Regions from separate parts of the Mus musculus genome. Here region 2 is linked to region 1. The links are chromatin loops, found by intact Hi-C in ENCODE. Cell type or tissue: left cerebral cortex. All regions are shown on one strand.

Region 1 (8,000 bases):
ACCCTGTCTAACTCTGCCTGCCACTGTCTTCAGGAGCAAGAGAAAATTGCACTCTGCCCAGAAGCCTCCAAGGGAGTCACATTTAGGGCAGGCCCTGGGGAAGAGAGCGCCCCCTCCTGGTACCTCAGAGCAGCAACAGAGAGAGATTCATTAAAAACATCCATTCATTTGTTCTTAAGCAAATAAACAGATTTTCCAGAGCAAAACTCTAGGATTATGGGCTAACAGGGGGTTAAATTGCCCAATTTTCACATGAATTTATCTGAAAAGCTTTTTTTAATGTTTAGCTGCGAAGTGCACAAAAAAGACCATAATTATACACAATTAGGGCAGCACCTAAAAAACTGGGCCAAGTAGACCTACTCTAAACCTGATGCCTGTCTGCCTAGAAAGACCCTGCACATGCCCCAGAGCTAAGAAAAGGTAATGGGGATTTGATTGATGCTGCAAATGTTTAACAACTGAGCTCTACAAAAGCATTTTAAAGAATAAGACAATATCTAACGTTTGTGCACAAACCACAGTGTTAATTACAAGAGATTCTTACCAGCCAAAGAGGGCCCTTAACAAGAGCCGTGCAGGAACACTTTTATTAGCCATCTTTTGGAGTAACTAGCACTGTACAGAGAATGGTATGGTGGCATCTCTGTAAAACCACTGTCCATCTCTGGTCCTCCAGTTCTGTGCTAGTGCTTCAGTGGCATACATTGGCATCTGGTGCAGGTCTGTGGGCTGTCTCCTCTAGCTCAGACTTCCCTGTTTCAGCTTTCAGCGATTAGACCACAGGACAAGTAGCCCTTCTCAGTTTCTTCTGTGAAATGGGTTCAGTGGTGCTCTTGACATATGACAAATCCACAAGAAAGCCCAGCACAGAGTCCAATGACTTGCAATGAAAGCCACAATAAGTACCTTTATCCTCTGGTCTTCCACCCATCCTATAGTGCCTACCCTGTTTGCAAGAGTTAAGGAGACCCTGAGATCATCTTTGGGCCATGCAAAGGAAGCAGAAGAGAAGGCAGCATTATGTTTGACTTTGGCTTCCAGGTATGCAGTACCTGAGGCAAATAAGACCCTGGTGAGCTTTAAATGGTTCCCCAGTCACCTGAAAGAGAATAGCAAACATCGACAAAGCACCTTCTCCCAGCATTGACTGAGAGTGGCTGACTGCTAAGTGTCTAGCTTGTATAAACGCATCATAGCTTTATCTCATTCCTTTGCCATTCCAAAACTCCACTACTGTGGAAGAGGGGATATGAAAGTTCAGAGCCCATTAGGCACTTCCTCCAAGGTCACAGAGCAGAAGGAGGCAGAACAGATGGGGGACACAAACTCCCAGGTCTGCATGAGTATACACCATGTGCCCCGTCGTGCTTGTGACTGCCAATCTGATATGGGGTGAAAGAGGCATGAATGGGCACATATTGGGGTGGGGTGATGAGATCTACTGTAGGGTCTGCACACATGAAAAAATGTGTCTGAACAGAGAGAAACTGACTCCAGGAGAAGAAGAGGGGAGGTGACAGAGCCTAGCACAGGTAATGGTTGGTGGGGAGGGGGCAGAATGTGGCAGGAATTATAGCCATTGTATCCAGCTGGACACAGATGAGATTTGATGAGATCAGAGCTGTTGCACAGAGCTGTGCATCTGCACAGCCTTCGCTTCCCTGAGCTATGAGGTTGATCAATGGTGGGATGTGAATTTTATTCTCCTTGTTTCCCCCAAGCCAACGTAGTATCTGTAGCAGAGTTAAAGGGGAGTTTAATGCTTATTAATTAGACTGATGAGCCAAAGGTTGGTGAAAAGAATCAGGGAGTCTTCCGTATGAGAAGCCTAGATTGTAAGAGCAACAAGGGTTGTCGTCTGACCAAGAGAAAGAAGGCAGGGCATCTATACATGTGAGGAAGTGGTCTCTGTGTGACATATGGAGACATAGCGCAGGGGCAGGGGGGTAGAAACACTTTCCTAAATTTGGGATGGGGAAATTTGGGCCTGCTTTTAAAACCCTGCTTCAGAGGTGGACATACCCAGGATGACGTCTCAGCTCTCACTTCACTGGTCCTGTGATTAGGACACAGCAGTTCATTGTGGCAGGCCTGAGTTTTCTCATCTGTTGGATGGCAATAAAACCAAGAGTATTCACTTCTCGAGGCGACTTGGTTTTGGTCCTCCTGGTTTACAAGCCTATGCCCTGTTGAGACCAGGACTCTGGGTTAGCAAAGGCACAAAGCTCCTCCCATCCAGTCTTGGTCATTTGCCTTCTGTCATGTCTTAACATTCCTGACTGATAAACTACTGAGGTCATGCTCCACACGCATGTCACCTCGGACTGCTTTCTGGGAACTGTCTCAGTGGATCTGGCTTAGCAGGAGGCTGGATGGGTCATAACATCATTGCAGAATGGCCATCAACCTAGAAGAGGATGATCCAAGCCACCCTTTTCTCCACCTTTTTAAGCCTGGCATCCCCTGAAGATGCCAGCTTCGCTCTCCAAGACACTTGCCTCCATGTGGCTCTGTCCCAGCTTGGCCAAGTGGCTCAAGTTGGCTACTCTAACTTTTAATTCCTTTCACTATGATGAGAATTTATCCCTGATGCCAGCCACTTGATCCTTGGCAAGGGGCAGGCAAGCAAGCCACACCTATCAGCCAGCAGGGACCTGACTTACAAGGGATTTTCAGGAAGAGGGAGGTGGAAGACACAGAGAGAGCCCATTCTCTCTCCTACCTACAGCTCCAGCTGTGATTCCATCTGGCAAATCCTGGGACAGAACACACACACACACACACACACACACACACACACACACACACACACCTTGAAAGGAATGGAATTAAACCAGTCCTACAGGGCACCCAGCTGTCTTCCTTTGTTAAACACAAAAAGTCCTGGCAGACATATGGGGGTGGGGGTGGGATACTTGTTGCGCTCTCTCTCTCTCTCTCTCTCTCTCTCTCTCTCTCTCTCTCTCTCTCTCTCTCGGGTTCCTATGGGCACACTGATTTTTCTATCTCTAGAAGGGCTTCTCTCTACTCTGAAGTGTCCCCCTCTAGCCTGCAGAGGGAGACCCGTGGTTTTAAAATTGCTCCCTTCGTTTTCATCATCTCTCCCATAGAGACCCCTCATGGATGTGACCCTGGAGCCCACATTGGTGCAAAACCCCTTGCCAGCATCTCACTGGCCACATGCAGTTAAGTATCCACTTTCCTGCCATCCATGGGGATAGGGGGTTAAGTTCTCCTTCCTCTGGGAGTAGCTCATTACGTGGAGTAGAAGACCCCCAGCAGATTTTTTAAAAAAGGCTAAAAACTTTCTCCATGTCCCCAACCCCTATCGGTCCTGCTCCCCTGCACAAGCCTCTCCTCCTTCTAACAGCCTTGCCAGAGGCAGGCCAGGGAGAAGGGCTCGTTTTGAGCCCAACGGTCTTCCTCTTTCTCCGGAGGCTGGAAGCAAGGAGCCCACAGAAACCCCCGCATCCTTGCTTCTCTCGGAGGCGGAGCGCAGCGTCCTCTCCCTCGGCAACAGCAGCCGCAGCCCGCAATTGGAATTCTGTCCCTAAAGGGAGGCCGGAAAAGAAGAGAAAGGGAGGATGGAGGCGGGCAGCGAGAAGCAGCGGCCAGGGTCCCATACATCCCGGGAAGAAGCTAAGCGTGTTGGCTGCTAGGATGCTGCGCCGCGGCGCCCCACCGCACTGCATCAGCGTGGCTGAGCTGACATCCCCCCATGCTTAACACGGGGCATTATGCGCTGGTTAACAGGATCCGAGCTGCTCAGCGACTTGTTTTAAGCATTTTCTCCCTCGCTCTCGCTTTTAATCTTGTCTCTAGTGGCGTGTGTAGGGGGGAGGACTTTATTTCCATTGGCTAAGCGCTCCCTTCCCACCCACATCCCTTCCACATCACCTTGGTGTCTCCCTAAATAAAACCAGCCCTCCTTATCGCCTGGAAAAAATCAGGAGCTAGAGTTTGAATGGGTTTTATATAAACACTCACCCCTGTCAGCGTGTGGCCAGGCTCTCAGGATAAACTCCCAGTGTCTGGCCTGATGCTTGCCTGGCGATCTCTGCCTTGAATGCCAAGGTTTAAGCAGAATTCAGAGCACTGGGAACTCTTCCCTGAGATCTGATCAACCTGAAGCCAGTTGCAGAACTGCACAGGGTCCCGATGGACCTCAAGGAGAGCCCCAGCGAGGGCAGCCTGCAACCTTCCAGCATCCAGATCTTCGCCAACACCTCTACTCTCCATGGCATCCGCCACATCTTCGTGTATGGGCCGCTGACCATCCGGCGTGTGCTTTGGGCAGTGGCCTTCGTGGGATCTCTGGGCCTGCTGCTGGTGGAGAGCTCGGAGAGAGTATCCTACTATTTCTCATATCAGCATGTTACCAAGGTGGATGAAGTGGTGGCCCAGAGCCTGGTCTTCCCAGCTGTGACCCTCTGCAACCTCAATGGCTTCCGGTTCTCCAGGCTTACCACCAACGACTTGTACCACGCTGGGGAGTTGCTGGCCCTGTTGGATGTCAACTTGCAGATTCCTGACCCGCATCTGGCGGACCCCACCGTGCTGGAGGCCCTCCGACAGAAGGCCAACTTCAAACACTACAAACCGAAGCAGTTCAGCATGCTGGAGTTCCTGCACCGGGTAGGCCATGACCTGAAGGATATGATGCTCTACTGCAAGTTCAAGGGGCAGGAGTGTGGGCATCAAGACTTCACCACAGTGAGTACTTGGCTTTCAGTTTGCTCTTGTGTTCACTCTTCAGTAGAAGTGGTGTGCTGGTGGCCTTCTGTTTGTCTTGGGATCTCGGCTATGCAGGAGAGAGGGCGGAGACCCAGCTGAAGGCCAAGAGGGTAGCTGGTTCGAGTTGTTGGACCTATTTGTAGAATAGGTTACCTGTCAGATGGAGTACTGTGGTCCTTTCAGATTGGAGAGCTACAGGGGCTCGCTGTTGGGGGTCACTCCCCCAGGTGTGCTGAGTTGGGCTTTCCCCCAGTCAGAGGGAAGAGGCCTGGGTTATCCATTGTCCAGGATGCTTGATGTCCGAACCGTGTGACAGAAACATCTTGTCATTGGTGAGATGGCAGCCTCTCTTCTCTCTTTTTCTCTCTCTCTCTCTCTCTCTCTCTCGTCTCCCTCTCCATTTCTTCTCTCTCTCCCCTTTATCTGTGCTCGGAAGTGGCACCAGGCTCTGTCTGCATCGTGTGGGCTGGGCTGGAGCTAAAGCTGTCACAGGAGGGGGTGTGGGGCCCCAGACAGTCTGAATGACTCCCGTGTCCATGGGAGCTCACTGAGCAGGTGATGCTGCAGAGGTGTGGAAGGTTCTTTCCTTCCTTTGCTTGCCTGAATTGTGTGGAGAGGAAAAGAGCCTCCGGAGGCTCCATCTGGTCCTCCTGCAGGCAGGGTGAAGCCACGGAACTGTCCATGGTACTACCGTAGGGAGGCCAGTCAGGTAGAGGCTCCTTTCTAGGACGGACAGAGAGAAGACAGATGTGATGAGGTGGTCCCGGAGGCTGGCTTGTCTGAGCGCTCTAGCTTGAAACTCGAAGGCTCGTTTTCTCTGTGTACAATTGCCTCACAACGTGGGTGCGGGAGGAGGGAGGGAGGAGGGGGGTGAGCAGCTGTGGGATTGGAAAGCCTGGGGCGGGGGGAGTGTAGAGTTGAGTAAAGAGGAGGGGATGTGGCTCATGTTCAGGATGAGTTTGCCAGAGGGGGCTGAGAGGGAAGGACGGGAGCAGATCTGTTGCCGCTAGGGTTCTTATCCCAATTAGTGAACTGCTAGGCATAACTTGGTGTAACAGGTCAGACAGCAACTGCCAGCTCTTCCACACTGCCAGGCAAGTCTGGGGTATCAGGAACTGTGGGACCCTTCTGCAGTGCACTGTGTCTGCTTTCCCCATAGCTTCCTGGGGCAGTGGGGAGGAGAGTGTCAGGGACTCAGAGCCTTGAGCCTAAATACAGTGACAACTTGGGGATGGCAGGTGCAGCAGTCATCGAGAGAACTGGACTGTGTTGTCAGCACTTGTCTGGGGGTTCTGCCTCATTAAGACATCCCCCCCTTTCCCATAGTGCAGCCCTCCCCACCCCCTCTCAGGGCCACCTGCCTCTCACTCTGAGGTTCTCTTTATGCTCCAGCCAGTCTCTGCCTTCAGTCTTTGCACTTGCTGTTGGCTGTATCTCATTCTGAAAGAGCCCAGAGTGCCAGGGGCATTGCCTCTCACAGCCTGTGTGCTAGAGCTGTTTCCTGGGGGAGCCGTTTTGTATTATTATCCCTTTTAAACATTCCAAGGAAGAGCATCGCCAAACCTATGGCAGCGTTTGCTAAAGATGAAGCCAGTCTGAGCCGGAGAAGGAAGCTACCAGCCCTTCTTAAAGGAACAAACAGGGTCCTAAAATACGTCATGCACAAATGATGTCTGAGGGGCCTTGGGGGGAGAATAGAGAAAATGCCTCGTTCTTGGAGCCCGAAACCATTGCTGTGTTCCAGCCCTTGCTTTCTAGTGCCTGGCAACGCTCAGAGTCATTGCTGTACTGTGTAGCTTAAGAGTGCACTCAGCTCTTCCTCTATCTGCCTGCACACACATGAAACCCACAGATGGCAGATGCAGGGTGTCTCAGAGATGTTAGACTGGGCAGCAGACCCTGGGCTGAGTCTTTAAGCATCCTCACACTCCTCATGATGGCATGACTGACTGGTAGTTCTGCTCATACCCCAGTTCTCTTTAGAAGTAGAGCCTTGTTGATTTCAGGCTGCTTGTTTATATTTGGTTCATCATTTGAATTGCTAGTATTCCAAGCAGCCAAAAGTCCAGTTTTAAATCCTAACTGGGACTTCTGATCCTCTGAAACACTGAATTTGCCTGCGGATAAGGTCTATTCTTTAATTAGTGGCACACACTATCTGTTAATCTTAGCAAGTCTTAGACTCATCTGTTTGAATGCCCACCCTTGGACTGACCCCTCTGTGTGTAACATCTCCAAGCATTGAAGAGATGTTGGCCCTTGGTGTTCTCTTCTGTCTGCTCAGGATGTCAGGATGACACCCACTGTAGGTGCTAAGAATATAATCCTCAACAACGGGTGACAGTGGGCACCCATGCTGACCCTCTGCTGGGGATAATATGATAGGAGACATGTCCAAGACCCCACTCTAAGGAGTGAACCTCTGATGTACCTTTGTGTCCTTTGGGCCTTGGGTATAGACAAGCTTTACTTGGGCTCTCACATCCTCAGTGAGACTATTAGAGCCACTGTTGGAGAAGCCAGTTTCCCAGCCTCTTCCTTCCTTCACTCTCTGGAATAGCCATTCCTCTCTAGTGGGCTTTCTTTCAAGCCCTGCTGTGGGTTTTGACACAGTGCCTACCTTCTTTCTCAAAGCAACCATGACTGACTTATTAGAGAATTTAAGTGTGGGGGAGGGGATGTCACAGGTGGACAGCTCTTTTTCTGGATCCAGTTTTCCTATAAAGCCCAGAACATCATCTCCGGGGTGAATGCTGTAGCACAAGCTTCCTTATTCCAAGTTCTTAGCTGCTGTGCAATGAAGTGTGTAATACCCTTTAATTAGTGAATGAGCTGTGATTCTAGCAGAGTGAGCGAAGGCTGTTCACGGAGACTCAAAGTCCCCAGGAAGCCAGGTGTGGAATGCTGAGTGCAGAGTAAGCAGGCGTGCTCCCTGCCTATGCAGATACATTCTGAGCCTTTGCCCAGGAACAGTCTGGCTTCAGAGAGGTTTGAGTTTCCTCCCTGGTGAACCAGAAGAAAGATTTGATTCTGGGCCTTCTAACTCACAGAAGCTGACCCTAGTGACCCAGAGTAGAAAGGGGATGAGGTAGGAGGTGATAGAGGTTGTGACTCTGTGGCCCGAATCCAAGGCCAACATGGTAGGCATGGGTTTGAAGTCCTTGCCATCCTTGTTTTTTTATTTTTTTTATTTTTTATTTTTTGTCTTCTTGCATGCTTTCTACATGGGCATTCGCTCATCTAACATTGACCTCACCAGCGGT
Region 2 (8,000 bases), 200 kb after region 1:
CAAGGCAGAGGCCAGGTTCTCTTTGGTTCCTTCCTGAGAGAAGTTGGCTCTTGCTACTTGGGATAGGGTATGTGTCTAGCATAGAAGTCCTAGAAGAAGAGACTTCCAAGCTACCAACTCACTGGATCTCCCAGCTCAGAGCACCCAGTGGACTCTGCTCTGTTCTGCCTCTACTTTCTTGTGTCATGGATCTGGGCAGCGGCCAGATCCCCCAGCCTTGTCGTGTGTCCCACTGTGTTCATTAACTACACTGACTATATGTCTAAGATTAGTTGGGCACCACGCTGTTCCAAGCAGACATAGGCTCCCTGTCTGCAGGAGACAGAGGACAAATGTACAGTAGAAGTATCATAGCATACTCCTTAAATATGTGCAATTATTATATGCCATAAACTAAATGTTCAAAAGGTTGAAATTTGTCATTCGAGATTTTATGACAAGAAAACCCCAAGTGTCAAAACCCAGATAAACCTCATGAAGCAAACATATTAATTTTAAAAGCACATTTATTTATTAATTTGGGGGGTATGCATATGTATATGTATGCATACACATGTTAGGGAACACATGTAGAGATCAGCGGGCAAGTCTCTGGCATTGACTCTCTCCTTCTACCTGTACATGGGCTCCGGGGATAAACCTCAACTTGTCAGACCTGTGTAGCAAATGCCTCTCCCTGCTTTCCAAATCATGCCAGCTTCCATCAAAATATTGTTTGTGACTATATGGATACATTAGGTGGTTAAGAATGCTTGATTCTCTTTCAGAAGACCTAAGTTCAGCTGCCAGTGCCCACACAGGGCAGCTCACAACCACCTACTCTAGATCCAGGCAATATGATACCCTCTTTTGGCACCCACACCCATGTGGCATACACCCAGGGGGGACAAACACACACACACACACACACACACACACACACACACACACACACACACACATTGTCTTAGTCAGGGTTTCTATTCCTGCACAATCATCATGAGCAAGAAGCAAGTCGGGGAGGAGAGGGTTTATTCAGCTTACACTTCCATACTGCTGTTCACTACCAAAGGAAGACAGGACTGGAACTCAAGCAGGTCAGGAAGCAGGAGCTGATGCAGAGGCCATGGAGGGATGTTACTTACTGGCTTGCTTCCCCTAGCTTGCTCAGTTTGCTTTCTTATAGAACCCAAGACTACCAGCCCAGGGATGGCACTACCCACAAGAGGCCCTCCCCCCTTGATCACCAACTGAGAAAATGCCCTACAGCTGGATCTCATGGAGGCACGTCCCCAACTGAAGCTCCTTTCTCTGTGATAATTCCAGCCTGTGTCAAGTTGACACACAAAACCCACCAGTATACAACAGGCACACAAATCAAAATAAGAATAAATCTTAAAGATATTCCATTATGCAGTTCATGTGAAAACGGTACTAAGATCTTTGACTTTTTCACATTAAATCTTCCAAGTCTAGTGTGTCTCTTACAAGGATAGCTCGTCTCAGTACACTGGAGCTCTGCTTCAAGAGCTCCATGGCCATGCATAGCCAATGGCTACTCAGTGGGAGCTCCTGCAGCCTAGATGGACTTGGAGGACACAGGGCCATTGTGCAGGTAGGCATGGGCTGAGAGAGGAGAAACAACCCTTTAAGATGACTGCAGGAAAGATATCAGTGTTGTTTCAGAGTTGGCTGCCAATCTGTCTTAACTCCTTTGTGGGAAGCTGTGTGGCCTGGTGGGTATATATTGAGCCTACCCAACTTAGTATAACTTGTTCCAACTTGAGTGATGTTCCCCCATGAAAAGTCTGCTGGAATCTGTACCAGTGTCACTCTCTTAAGGGCAAGGCTGAGAGTCTCGTCCTACAGCAACCACCCCCACTCCCCAGATGTGCCCTCTACAGGGGATAAAACCTAGTTGCTTTCCCAGAATGCATTTGCAATCAGGCAGGTGATCTGGAAGAATCTGGTGACCTTTCATTTGACAACATTCAGGAGGCTCTAGTAAGTAGGCTTAGGTTCTGGAGGAGGCTCTCTGTCCTGCCTTGACTGGAGTGGATTGTACTCACTCTTATCTACAACAGCTAGGGAACGGGTTGCTGAGATATACAAACAGTGGCAGGCACAGGCAGGGCAGGCAGGGCAATGAGCACGGAGGTTGCAGGACTTCTCAGTTCTTGGACCTCACCAGCTAATGCGGCCCTTGAATGCAGTGAGCTGGGGTCACAGGCAAAACCATATGACTAAAGGCTCTGAACTCCAGCCACTGCCTCATCACTCTTGGGTCATGAGAGCTCCATATCTCAGTCCGTTGAGATAGTAGATGAAAACTGAGGCGAGGACTGGCAACTAGCTACCAGTGATGATTTCTAGAAAGCTCAGTGTGTGTAGTGACCTTTCATATGCTTGCATGGTCTTTAGAGCCTGGATGAAACCCAGAAGCAATCAGGACAGGGAGTGCTATTCCAATAAATCTCTCGATATCACAAGTGTGTGTGTGTGTGTGTGTGTGTGTGTGTGTGTGTGTGTGTGTGTGTGTTGGGGGGGGGGATGTAGACATGAGCTCTAGGCCTTCACTGCTCTGGAGGCGAGAAAAGGGATCTGGAGTTTGCAGAGTTGGTTCCCAAAAGATCTGACTTCTTCTGTCTCAGATACCCACAGCAGCAAACATGAAGTTTCTTCAACAGGACTAGAAGAGTGGTGGATGACTAAAACAAGAAATTGACAGGTGCCTACCATGACAGTCTGCCAGGAAAGCCCCCAGGATGAAGTTGAGTTTGCAGAGGTGGAGGCAGGGAAACAGCTGGCTAGGAGCCCAGGGCCCTCTGTGTCAGGACTTGTGAACAGCCACACTCTTCCCATCAGGATTTTATGGTGCCTTTTATTTTACTTCTCCCCCTTCTGGAGCCTTGTAATAATCTAGGCACCAGGAGGCTCCCCCTGAAGCTATTTTAAGCTTAGGTGAAAGAAGAGCTAGGCACAGCAGGCAGTTACCTCTGAATGGATGCGCAGAAAAGTATCAGAAGGCAGGAGATCTCAGGCCAGTGGGCTAGGTTGCCAAGACAGAGGGGACTAGCTGGCCCCCACTCGGGGCTTGATCATGGTGCAGCATCTAGAGAAAGGCCCAGGCTGACCCTGCAGCAGGCTCTTCTGTGGGGAGCCGTGTTGTTGCTTTTTTGCCTAAGTGGGGGATCTCAGCGGGGAGGCCGCCACCCCGCAGACCTTCTGAGCCCTGGAAAGTGATGGATGCAAATGCCATCCAGAGCCACTTGCTGAACATTGAATTAACTGTAGAAAATTAACTAAATGAGGTTGGTGAGTGAAATGTAAATGAGCCCCTGCCCAGCAGGAGCTTGGGAAAGGATCTCTGTGGGAGACACAGGCAGGCAGGAGGCTGGGAACTCTGAGGGTGTGCAATAAACAAATGTGTATAGCCCTGTGAACAAGGCAAGAAGGGCCAGTGGCTTGCAGGGAGGGGAGGGGAGGGGAGGTGAGGGGCTGGTGTGAAATACTGGTGGAACAGATGGAGGAAGGGCCAACAGATCAAGGAGAGATACTCAGGTCCTAGGAAACCTTAGTGCTCCTTTGGGCACCCGGATTAAGGCCACAGTGTATGGTTTCGTTAACAAGTATGGGACCTTATGATGATGATGATGCAGGCAAAGATGCTAAGAGGTGTAAGAATTTCATCAGCATACAGGAACAAGTGCTTTACAGACAGATGGGCCTCACAGAACTCAGCCTGGCACTGACCTCCACCCTTAAGAGCCTCCGTTCTGAGCTGCTGCTGCTGCTTCTTCTTCTTCTTCTTCTTCTTCTTCTTCTTCTTCTTCTTCTTCTTCTTCTTCTTCTTCTTCTTCTTCTTCTCCTCCTCCTCCTCCTCCTCCTCCTCCTCCTCCTCCTCCTCCTCCTCCTCCTCCTCTTCTTCTTCTTCTTCTTCTTCTTCTTCTTCTTCCTCTCCTCCTCCTCCTCTTCCTCTCCTCCTCCTCCTCCTCTACCTCCTCTTCCTCCTCTTCCTCCTCTTCCTCCTCCTCCTCCTCCTTCTTCTACTTCTTCTTCTACATTAAAAAATTTTTTTATTAGATATTTTCTTTACTTACATTTCAAATGTTATTCCCTTTCCTGGTTTCCTCTCCAAAAACTCCCTTTCCACTCTCCCCTCTTCCTGCTCCCCAAACCACCTACTCCTGCTTCCTGGCCCTGGCATTCTCCTATACTGGGACATAGAACCTTCACAGGACTAAGGACCTCTCCTCCCATTGATGATCAACTAGGCCATCCTCCATTCTGAGCTTCTAAGAGAAGGCTGGGATGCAGAGTTGTCTTTTGAAGTGATGGTCCAACCTGTGGTTTTTTGTCATTTGGTTGCACCTGACCTGGGCAACTAGCCTGGTCTAGCCAGGGCATAGAAGGAGAGATGAGGCTGTAGATATGGGAAGAAGCAGGGACCATCTTGCAGGGACCACCTTTCCCACCACAAACCTTCTAGAAACTTCTACCCCTGGGGAGTGCTGCTGCCCTCTATATTTCAATGAAAGAGGTTGCTTCTTGGTCGCCTTACTGATGAGAGAGCCTCTCCAGTGTGTTGAGGTAGTCTTGGGAGCAGAGTTTAGAAGGGCCAACATGTGGCATCAGGGCAGTGCCCACAGGCCAGGTGCCATCATGGGGGCTTTTCCCCATTTGGAAAGGGAAAAAATCTAAGCCATGGACCAGCCCCCCCATGTTAAGCTTCCCCTCTATATGTGATTCCCAACTCTCTGGTGCCTCCTACTGTTTGCCTGCTGACACTCACTGGCAGATGACAAATGAACACACAATTAGCAAAATTACCAGACAAATATTATCAAACAGCCGATAGCTCGTGCCTGGAGTTGATCTCTTGTTTGTGTGAGTCAGCCCATGTGTTAACTACTATAATTGTAGTGGCTTACACATTACATCATCATGTCTAACCGGCAACGTTCCAAGAAAGAACAGGAGGGGCCCAGCCTGTGAAAGAAAGGCAGAAAAATTGATGTGGCTTCCTGGGTTGGGGGGGTCATTGCTTCAAATGACATCTCACAAGTAACCTAATCTTCCTGAACCTCAATCTGCTCATCCATGAAATGGCAATCAATAGTAATGTCTTAGTCTGTTCCAGCTGCTATGAAAATGTGCCTTAGGCTGGATAATTCATTTCTCGTTATTCTGGAGGCTGGGAAGTTCAAGATCAAGGGGCCACCAGATTTCTGTGTGATAAGGGCTCATTTCTCCCCCTTAGTTAACGCCCTTTGGAGGTTTCACATGGCAGCAAATATGATAGTTCTTGGAAGGGAATGATCCAGAATGATCTGGAGCCTTGTATAACGTAATCACTTCCAAAGCCTCCTCCTTTAATAACACCATGCTGTTTATTAGGTTCCAACACATGAATCAGAGGAGGGGGACCAACTTTCAGACCACAGAGAACTGTAATGACACTTCTGCAAGCCATTCTGCAAAGACCAGGAGTGATGGCGGTTGCTTAAATAAAACTAGACCAGAGTGGCCTACGTTAGCACTTTTATAGCTGTCAATTAAATGAAATAACAGTATTTTTGATTCTGCACAGAGGACAAAAATTCCCAGTTCCCCAATCACCTAAACATGTTTGAGGGCACCCTGACTTGGCTGATCACCCTCTGAGGTTTACAAGGGCTAAGAATTATCATTCTGCTTGTTCTCGTGATTGTTTACTGGAATTTGAACTTTTTGTGTCTAAAAATATCACCCACAGAGGGTACATAAACATTTCAAAATGTCTTAGGATCTTTTAAGGTCAAATCCCACCTCTTAACCCAGGCAATGTAGAGCTCTGAAATCAACAGGAGCCACCCTGGTGCCCCAGGTGGGGGTGGGGTGAGGAAAAGGAAGGGACAGTAACATCAGGTGGAACACAGCCATCCATCAGGAGTTCAGAATTGGGCAGGCCAACCTAGACCTCAGCCCCAGCCCAGGGCTATTTGAGGATGAAACCCCCAGTAAGTGGACATAGAAGAAGCTTAGATGACTCAAACTCAGACCATGGATAGGGACCTCTTCATGCTCTGGGACCATGGTGTTTAGCTCAAGAATGTGTCCCTTGGCACATTGGATACTGGATGCAGGCATCGTCTCATTGTCCCACTCACAAGAAGAAGAGAACTCCTATGTTAGCACCAGGAAGCACTGAGTGGCTCGGTCTCAATTCTGTAGGCTGGGGAAGCAAAGACTGTATTGTATGCCTTTTCTGTTGTTCCATGAGGCAGAGGAAGCCACTCAATGATCATTTGGATGCTCTGGTCCAGTGATTTCTGGGTCACCATCTGCCATTCCCAAAGAGGAGAGGAGACATGGTATATAGAGAGCCTGTAGTACACTGGGGCTCAGGCCCTTGTTCTCAGAAGACCCTCCACACCTGCACTGAGACATGCATCCTTCTTACAGAGCATTGGATGGTTAAGGAAGCAGGCAATGGCCACATAGCCAGTCAGTATAGATCTGGCCCACAGTCTATTGATTTTCCTCTGCCCTTGCATTGAGTTTGGTTGCTTAGGAAGGCTTGAGGCATCACCCCTGCAGCATGTGACCAGGAAAGCATGTGGCCAGGGGAGCAGGGGAAGCCAGGGCTAATATTCTGGTCCTCAGTCAGCTGAGAATAGAACACTGGAAGCCAGGAGTCTGGGGAGATGGATGGACTAGGAAGCGTCTGACCACTCAGATATGTCAGAGGTCAGGAGAGGAGAGACTGCCACAGCATATGTTACTGTGACTATCAGAGCTGGCCCCATTTTTCTTCACTGGCTCATAGCCCTGCAGAGTCTGGATTTCAGCAGAGGGTGGCTTTGAGTGACAGGGGGCTGGCAGGCCCAAGGCTATGGCAGCAGTGAATGGAACAGCTTGAAGAAAGGGGCAGCTTTGTCCAAACACAGCTTTTGTGCAGCTGGCATAGCCATTCCTGCTACTGTCTGAGGGTTGGCAGGCCAGCAGGCACTGAGTCAGTCTTGTAAGAAGGGCAGAAAAAGGAGGCGGGAGGGAGATGAAGTTGGTCTCCCTACGAATCAGAGAAAGCGACCACAGTTCAGAGAGCTAGCCAGTAAGGAGGGTTCTTCCATAGTTCTTGTCTCTATTCCTGCTTGAGTTCCTGCCTGATGCCCCTCAGTAGTGGGTTATGACCAGAATACCTAAAACAAATAGAGCCTTTGCTCCCCAAGTTGCTCTTGGAGTGTTTATCACAGCAACAGAAAGCAAAGGAAGACCACTGGCAAGTGAGCCTTTGCCTTACAGCCCTGGAGAAGCTCCATCTAAAAGAAGAATGTAGCCAATTCTTGGGTGGCCTGTGCTCCCTCTGCCCTCCGATTTATCTAATGTTGTAAATGTCGCATCTGCTCTCCCAGGTATGGGTTGTTCTAAGTCCCATCCCATCACAGCCCCTTAAATTACCATTCCAGGGGTCATGGAAATCTTAGCAGCAGTGAGAGCTTTCTGAATAGGTAGAGGCCAAAAAGTATTTCAAAATCAAGTGTGTAACAGACCCGAGAATCTCTGACAGTACTTTCCCATGTTGCATCCCAAAACTTCACTGCAGCCTCGGTTCCTCATACATACCGTGTGTGTGATGGTCACGGTACTAGTGAATGCTGGCTGGGAATTTGGGGCTCAGATTTGAAACTAACATTAGGGTTTGCAGAGTTTAGGCTGTACACTGTGCACGCACTTTTCTGCTCTTACAGAAACATCATTGTTTCTATCTGTCTGCCTGTCTTTTTTACCATCATCCCTCCACTCCTCAATATCACTGGACTCATTATGTTAGCAAAACAAGCATGGACATTATTAGGATATTATACACCTCATTAGTATATTATACATTTGCTTTACTGTGTAAGTGATTCAATAGTGAAGTTGCATGCATAGCAAAGAATCGTTTAAAAACAGATTTCTTTTCTTCTTTTACTTTTTAATTGTTGTGTGCCTATGTATTTACGATGTACATGTGTCGGCACATGTGTGAGGTGGTACAC

Evidence for each region. A loop is a pair of places that touch in the nucleus more often than their neighbours do. Peaks named below come from ENCODE experiments on the same cell type or tissue, not always from the same donor. Only the 100,000 strongest peaks of a DNase experiment are listed, where the experiment ranks them.
Region 2: a loop joins it to region 1, with 3 times the contacts of the local background. A loop is called at or near these places in 8 of 42 quality-filtered maps.

Annotation. Positions count from the first base shown.
Region 1 is chr11:81,964,346-81,972,345 of GRCm38, reverse strand. It overlaps Gm11419 (a long non-coding RNA gene), which reads right to left and starts at 4,121. Exons shown (of 6, transcript XR_003949730.1): 1 at 3,991-4,121; 2 at 1-3,553. It also overlaps a transcript of Asic2 not described here. In left cerebral cortex, CTCF peaks have their summits at 110 (motif pointing left) and 3,076 (motif pointing right); DNase peaks (open chromatin) are centred at 5,279, 5,522, 6,140, 6,475 and 3 more places; H3K4me3 peaks cover 3,958 bases; H3K27ac peaks cover 3,625 bases.
Region 2 is chr11:81,766,785-81,774,784 of GRCm38, reverse strand. It overlaps a transcript of Asic2 not described here. Among named protein-coding and RNA genes, the nearest start is that of 5530401A14Rik, 90 kb to the left of the region's middle. In left cerebral cortex, a CTCF peak has its summit at 4,747 (motif pointing left); DNase peaks (open chromatin) are centred at 4,860 and 6,901.